Linked DNA regions of Homo sapiens: regions 2 and 3 are each linked to region 1. Evidence: chromatin loops called from intact Hi-C (ENCODE). Cell type or tissue: GM12878. All regions are shown on one strand.

Evidence for each region. Hi-C counts contacts between places; a loop is a spot of excess contacts. Peaks named below come from ENCODE experiments on the same cell type or tissue, not always from the same donor. Only the 100,000 strongest peaks of a DNase experiment are listed, where the experiment ranks them.
Region 2: a loop joins it to region 1, with 2.4 times the contacts of the local background. A loop is called at or near these places in 2 of 110 quality-filtered maps.
Region 3: a loop joins it to region 1, with 3 times the contacts of the local background. A loop is called at or near these places in 4 of 110 quality-filtered maps.

What each region holds. Positions count from the first base shown.
Region 1 is chr12:98,273,886-98,276,385 of GRCh38, reverse strand. No RefSeq gene overlaps it. Among named protein-coding and RNA genes, the nearest start is that of TRD-GTC1-1, 230 kb to the left of the region's middle. In GM12878, no CTCF peak of the experiment used is centred here; DNase peaks (open chromatin) are centred at 718 and 1,395; H3K4me3 peaks cover 414 bases; H3K27ac peaks cover 1,169 bases.
Region 2 is chr12:98,371,606-98,374,105 of GRCh38, reverse strand. No RefSeq gene overlaps it. Among named protein-coding and RNA genes, the nearest start is that of TRD-GTC1-1, 130 kb to the left of the region's middle. In GM12878, a CTCF peak has its summit at 946 (motif pointing right); a DNase peak (open chromatin) is centred at 949.
Region 3 is chr12:98,331,890-98,334,389 of GRCh38, reverse strand. No RefSeq gene overlaps it. Among named protein-coding and RNA genes, the nearest start is that of TRD-GTC1-1, 170 kb to the left of the region's middle. In GM12878, a CTCF peak has its summit at 1,548 (motif pointing right); a DNase peak (open chromatin) is centred at 1,579.

The DNA of each region.
Region 1 (2,500 bases):
ACCAAGTCTTACTATGTTGCCTAGGCTGGTCTCGAACTCCTGGATCCTCCCAAAGTGCTGGGATTACAGGCATGAGCCACAGTGCCCAGCCTCATGTGTTATTTCTTTGATAATTTCTTTCCCTCCTTTTTCTGTATGGGACTTTTAGTAATAAGATGTTGGGATCCTAGATAGATTATATAATTTTCTTATCTTTTCTATCATCTATCTTTTTATTTTCTAATTTCTTCAACTTTAACTGCTAATTCTCTTATTAGAGTTTTAAATTTCTGTTTTTTTTAAATTAAAATATTTTTCTCATTACATGTATACTTACTCATTTTAAAATAGCACTCTGCACTTGTTTCTTGGATACGATATCTTATTTCTCTGAGGATATACTAGTTTCATTTTGTTTTTTCTTCTCCACATTCATTGTTTCTGTTTTCTCTGACCTTCCTTTTCCCCATTTGCTTAGGTTCTTCTTTTTCACATTAGAGACTTTCTTCAAACTTATTGTTTCCTTGGCTGTCTGTTCATATTTAATGGTAAGGTTCTACAGTGTTGAGTAAAAGCTCTGGGTGCTTGGTGGGTCTGGCTGACTGGTGGCTTTGGTCAGGCAGGGGCCTATAGATCTTTCCTCGGTGGTTTCCTAACTTCTCTAAAAATGGATAATCTAATTGACTGCTTTGGATTGGTGCAACTGAATGACGGCTTTCTGGAAACCATAAGGCATAAGGGTCCGTTGTTAACAATCAGACTAAAATCAGGCTGGCTGGTTCCAGCGTTGTGCTGCGTTACTTGTGACTGGCTGTGGAACTTGTTTCCTTCCTCATTAGGATACTAATGGTACCCACGTTGTAGCACTGTTGTTAAGATTAAATGAATTTATACATATAAACTACTTACAATGTGAAATGTCATGAGAGCTCAATAAATTACATGTTTTTACTGTAATCATTGTCATCATTACTAATTCAGTCCAGTTCTCCTGCCGTGCCTCACGCCTCCCTCCATTGCCTTAGTGTGGAAGCTTCTCTGGTTCACTGTTTCCAACCTTCTGCCAAAGTGGAGAATGAACAATCTCCTTGCTGAGTTGAATTGCGAAGGGGACCTAGGGGACTTCCCAGCTCCTCAGGCTGACTTTTAATCAGTCTTCTAGGTCTTCATCCCCACCTGTCACCCCTTCAAACATACCTGGTATCGCCAATTCCTATGTCTTTCTGAAGTTCAGAGGTACAAGCAGACTTTCTTGCCAGTGGCTTTTCCTTCTGGAGGCAGTTTCCAGATTTCTGTCTGCTAAGTATGTGACAGCCACTTTTCCCTCTCTGGTCTCGCATCTATTGTCTCCTTTCCTGTTCTTATATGCTTGGAGGATTCATACCTTTCATATCCCTTTACTGATAGTCTAGTTTCGTTTGAGGAGGAAATGAAATCACCCTATGTCTCCAATTAGCCATGTTAACCACAAGGCCACTGGCCTCATTTCTTTGTCTATGAAATGAGGGGTTACAGTGGTAAACTTAAAGGCATTTTCCTCCACTGAAAGTCTTTGCTCCTGCATATGGTTTAGATTTAATATAATTCCCAGATGATCACAGCTAGATTCTCTATCACTTATCTCACTCTCAGAAGAGCAGTGATTATTTTTGCTTTTGTTGTTTTGAATCTCTTTGAGCGAGAGACCTGCAGTGTGGCAAATTATATCTTGTGTACAAATTAGAGTAAACTGAAAAACACAGATGACTTTTGTTCCCTTCTGCATCACAAAGACCTTTTCAATACACCTGATTGATTGTAAAGGGAAGTCCGCAAGCAGACGTGAGCTACTGGGACTCTGCTAATGGTAATTTAGGTGCTGTCATATTTATCATGCTGTGCTATTTGGCAAGCAAGTAGGAAGCCTTTAAACTTTTTGCTCTTTCTGAAAAAATAAAAATTCAGAAAGAAGATGATACCAAAATTTCAATCAGAAAGAAGTTTCCTTTCTATGAGGAATCACAAAGAATGTTCTGATAAGTCAATAAAAGTCCTGCTTTGGTCCAATTAGATTGGAGTCTTTGATTCATGAAGTCTGGTGGAGATGGATTGCCTTCCCCGTTGGAACTCCACTACGTGGCTTAGCGCTTTCTACTTGTAGCATCAGTGCCTGTTCCTGTTTGTTGTAGTCACTGCTGTTAATGACTAGCTCTTAGGTGTTCTCTTTTAATATTCAGAAGAAAAACTTCCAAAAGATAATGACTTCTTCTAAGATACTAAGTTATATAATATTTGAAATGAAAAACAACTTACAGGCCAGGTGCGGTGGCTCACACCTGTAATCTCAGCACTTTGGGAGGCTGAGGCGGGCGGATCACAAGGTCAACAGATTGAGACCATCCTGCCAACATGGTGAAACCCCATGTTTTCTACAAATACAAAAATTAGCTGGGTGTGGTAGTGCCCATCTGTAGTCCCAGCTACTCTGGAGGCTGAGGCAGGAGAATCGCTTGAACCCAGGAGGCGGAGGTTGCAGTGAGCC
Region 2 (2,500 bases), 98 kb before region 1:
TCATGGAGGTACAGAAAGTGCAGTGCTCATTTGTGCCCAGAAGGAGGAGAACCAGAAACATTGGTGGACAGCACCATTGAAGACACATTCCTTTCCTATTCTTTTTAGAAAAGTCTGGTATTTCTAGATTAGCACTTCTTCAAAAAGCATCCATTAACTGCAGTCTACATGTTTTACAACTCAGTTGCTGTGATCGGAACTAAACAAATTTAGGAGATGAACAGGATCAAATTTCCAGGAGTCATTCTAAATAGTAAGTATGTGACTTCTTTTGACAGAGTCTCGCTCTGTCGCTCAGGCTGGAGTGCAGTGGCGCGATCTTGGTTCACTGCAACCTCTGCCTCCTGGGTTCTAAGCAATTCTCCTGCTTCAGCCTCTGGAGTAGCTGGGATTACAGGCACGTTCCACCATGGCCGGCTGATTTTTGTATTTTTAGTAGAGACAGGGTTTCACCAAGTTGCCCAGACTGGTCTCAAACTCCTGACCTCAGGTGATCCACTCGCTTCGGCCTCCCAAAGTGCTGAGATTATAGGTGTGAGCCACTGTGCCCGGCCGTGACATTTCTTTTCTTCAGACCACCAAAGTTCTGTTTGGGTCCCTGAACTGTTCTGGTGAGATTAGTTTCAGCCATCCAACTCATTCTCAGGTGTTTAGATTTCTGGTTAGATTTCTGAATCCAGACAGTGACCATATCCTCCCTTGCCTGTTTTTGTTTTTTGTTTTTCCTTATAAGTCACAGACATCTTGCACTCTCTCATCCTTCACTAGGATAGGACTGAGCCTGGGTCTTGCAGACCACATTGGGGATGGGCAAACTCTTTCTGTATTCCCAGGGGAGACAGCAGTTCCCACCCATGTGCCTCTGGAGCCTTCCCTTGTCTTTTAGCATCCATTTCGTTATCTCCAGGTTTGCATATTAGGAAAGGAGATTTCACTTCATCCAGAAGAGGGCACTATGCACCAAGTCTAGAATATTCAGTTCCTTCCAGTGGAGGCACAAATTATGGGATTAATGAAACCCATATTCAAACCCTGAAACTATAGCACCTATCATAAAACACAAACCAAAATACCACATTAAGAATGTACTCTACAAAAAGAGGAAAACAATGCAATTTCTTAGCAACTTGTACATTTCAGAAGGTACAAACTGCTTTGTTAAATCAACCAAACAATTTTAGGGGGTGCTCCTCTTCCTTTCTTACTGACTTAGGCTCTTTGAACCAAAGCCTGCCCTACAGTTGGCCACTTACACGATGTCCTTAGAGCCTTGGGGGCCAAGGCTGCAGGTTTGGTCCTGTTGAAAACAGAATAACTTGCTTCTTTCAGGCATCTTCTTCCATTAGGGAGTGAATAACATGTCAGAGAAACTTCATGCCAAATGCAGGCGAAAAATGAAATACAATAATTCCCTATGTGCTAAAATGGAAGATGCCAGTGTTTTATAATATGGAGAAAGTTTGAATGGGGAACTTAGTGATTATACACTTTTTGTCCCATTCTCTCGGTCCATTTGTACTTAAGCATCATCTCTCTGTGGTGTGTTCTTAAGAGAATCACCCAGACCCTCCCCCAACCTTTTTTTTTTTTTTTTTTTGCTGCAACTTCCTACTTAGCTGCTAAGCGTTCTCCTTGAATCTTGACTATGACTATCACGTTACTGAGCCCTCCCTGCTTCAGTTTTCTTGTGTGTAAAACAGGCATAATTATAGTGCTTATCTCTGAAGATGTCATGAGATTTTTATTATCATGCATTCTTTTGTTGTCTCTTCTCAAAAGTTTGCAGACTGTTTTAACCTCTACTATACTTTTTTTTTTTTTTTTTTTTTACAATGCTGCCATGTAACTGTCTCTGGAGTAAATTTATTCTCAGGCATATTATTTATCAATCAAACATAAGATATTAAATATTTAAAGGCAACTCTCTGATGGTATCCTTCTCTTGGGGTGAGGTATATACAGACTTTTCCCAATTAGTCTTTTTATTATCACACAGAGCACTCAATATATGCTTCATGGCCTATGAAACCTCTCCAGTGGATTTTCCCTGAAATGCTATCCCTTGGAATTTTATCCCCTTTCTCTGGTTAAGTTCCTGGATTAAGTCAGGTAAAAAAAGATATTAGTAAGATTACATTAACAGCAGATGACATTAATTTGCTACTTTCCATGTTCTAGGCACTATGCTAAGGACTTTATGTATATTGGTTTATTTAATCCTCATCAAACTCTTATGCAGTATCTCAATTTTACAGATGAGGAAACTGAGGGTGAAAGAAGTCTAGCAACTTGGCACAAATCACACAACTAGAAAGTGGCAGGAGAAGCTGGTCCTGCTCATGGTACATTGACTTCCGCCCTACACTAGATTTTCCTAAAATGTGTTTCCCTGAGGAGAAAATCAATATGCAAAAACAGAACTCTGTCCCACAATCTGCAGCAACCAGCCTTGGAAACTAATCTGTTATTTTTAGTAACTAGCCCAGGAAGTCAGCCTGCT
Region 3 (2,500 bases), 58 kb before region 1:
ATGTAGAAAGTGTCACAGAAATGTTCGTGAGTGTTGATCTAATAGTCCTGCAGCTAGCAATCTTTCACAAGTAACTAATATGAAAGGGAAAACTCATATACACAGACATGTTTCTTTTAGCATTATTTATTTTAAAAAGCCAAAAACTAAATATCTGCTTGTAAGAGAATGTCTAAATAAATGTGATGTCTTTAATTCTGGAATATTATACAGTCATTAAATATATGTAGTTTTATGCTTATGATCAAATATTTAAAGAAAGGAAATTAGTGTGTAGGCGTACCATAATTATAACGATATGCAAAATTAGAATAAAGTTTTAAAGAAATTGATTTAGAAAATATTCATTACAAAGGCTTATCACAAGCATATTTCCATTAGTAGCTGTTAAACTGGGTGTTAAATGAAGTAATTTTGTGAAATATAACTTGTTGTTTTTGTTAATTATGACCCCTCTTTAGGCATTAGTATCACTCCTTGGAATTAGAGCTAAAGAATTGGAGACTATCTGCATAGAAATACGGCCATGGTCTGGAAGACACCAAATCTGAGGGACACTAAATATGTGGCTGTGGCAGATCTTAGACCCCATCCAAGTTCTAAATTTTCACTGTCATCAAAAGTTTGCACGAGTGGAATATTGTTGCATTGAAGGAATGTGATGCTTTTGCTAGACCAAAGCTTCAGAGTCAGGCAGGAGGGGTAAAAGCTCCATGTCCACGCACACTCTTCAGAGCTTAGTGTAGCTTTCATGGAATAATCATGTAGAATTGGCTTAAAGGAGAGAATCCTCTCCCTCAAAGTCTCGTCAGACACACACCATCCCTTTGTGTCTCGAGATCTAGCAGAGCCACCCATTGAGGCTCTTGGCTTTTACACTTCTGGATGATACATTTCTTTCTTTCTTTTTTTTTGAGACTCTTGCTCTGTTGTCCAGGCTGGGTTGCGGTGGTGCGATCTTGGCTCACCGCAACCTTCGTCTCTGGGTTCAAGTGATTCTCCTGCCTCAGCCTCCTGAGTAGCTGGGATTACAGGTGCGTGCCACCACCCCTGGCTAATTTTTTTTTGTATTTTTAGTAGAGATGGGGTTTCACCATGTTGGTCAGGCTGGTCTCGAACTCCTGACCTCATGATCCACCTGCCTCGGCCTCCCAAACTGCCAGGATTACAGGCATGAGCCACCGTGCCCGGCCTGGATGATATTTGCAAATTCCAATTCTCCTAATTCAAAAATTTTTCTGCCATTTTCTCTGACTCTGGAATTTATTTCAAAGTGTTGACCTAAAGGAAGAGGCTGAGGCACAAAATATTAAATACTTTACTTGAGTCAGAATGAGGACAGCCGCCTGGGAAATACTTCCAAGTTGCCTTGGGACATGCTCCATTCGGCTTTTGTTACAAGCAGGGTTTTAAAGGCAAAAGGGAGCAAGGATGGGTAGAGACAAAGTTGTTTGACAGGCATTCCCATTGGTTTACAGAAATAACACTGACTAGTGATTGGCTATACATTGTTGAACTGTAGGGTATGAGTTATGGTGTCCAGTGGATGGCATTGTTGGGTTAATTTATGACTACTTGGTGTCAGTCTGTCTAGAGCCCACATAGCAAGTAGCTTCAGAAGGTGATTACTTAGGGGGAAGTGAGATGTGCCTGAAGTCACATTTCAATTCCTCCCTGGGCCTGATCATTTCAGAGGGGTCTCACATTCCTCAGATAAAGCATTTCTTTTTTTTTTTTTTTTTCTCAAGAGGGAGCATAGAGATACTTGAATGACAATTTGATTGGCACACATTCTGGATACTGTAATTGGCCTAAATCAAATAAAATATACACAAAAAGCACATGGCCAGGGGTGTTTTAAAAATGATTCAAATTGATACCAAACATTTATTTTCCAATTAAGTTTCAATTTGCAAAAGTGTGATAAGGAACCTATCCATTTAAGGGAAAAAATTTTTGAGAATCTTAGTAAAACATATGCATTAAAGAAAAAAATTGAATATGCTAAAGCAATTGAGTTATAGTTGTGAGTTTGAAACATTTTATTTTAATTTTTAAAACTTTCTGAACTATATATTTCTTTCTTTCTTTTTTTTTTTTTTTGACAGTATCACTCTGTCACCCAGGCTGGAGTACAGTGGCACTATCTTAGCTCACTGCAACTTCTACCTCCTGGGTTCAAGGGATTTTCGTACCTCAGCCTCCCAAGTAGCTGGGATTACAGGTACATGCCACCACACCTGGCTAATTTTTCGTATTTCTGTAGAGATGAGGTTTTGCCATGTTGGCCAGGCTGGTCTTGAACTCCTGGCCTCAAGCGGTCTGCCGGCCTCAGCCTCCCAAAGTGCTGGGATTACAGGTGTGAGCCACGACACCTAGCCTGAACTATATATTATTTCTACTGAATAAAAATGAAAATAATTCCAGTTGATCCTTAAGAAAACCAAATACCTCCTAGTGTTTTTAGTTTTTTTAAAAAATCAAGGATTTTTCAAAGTAT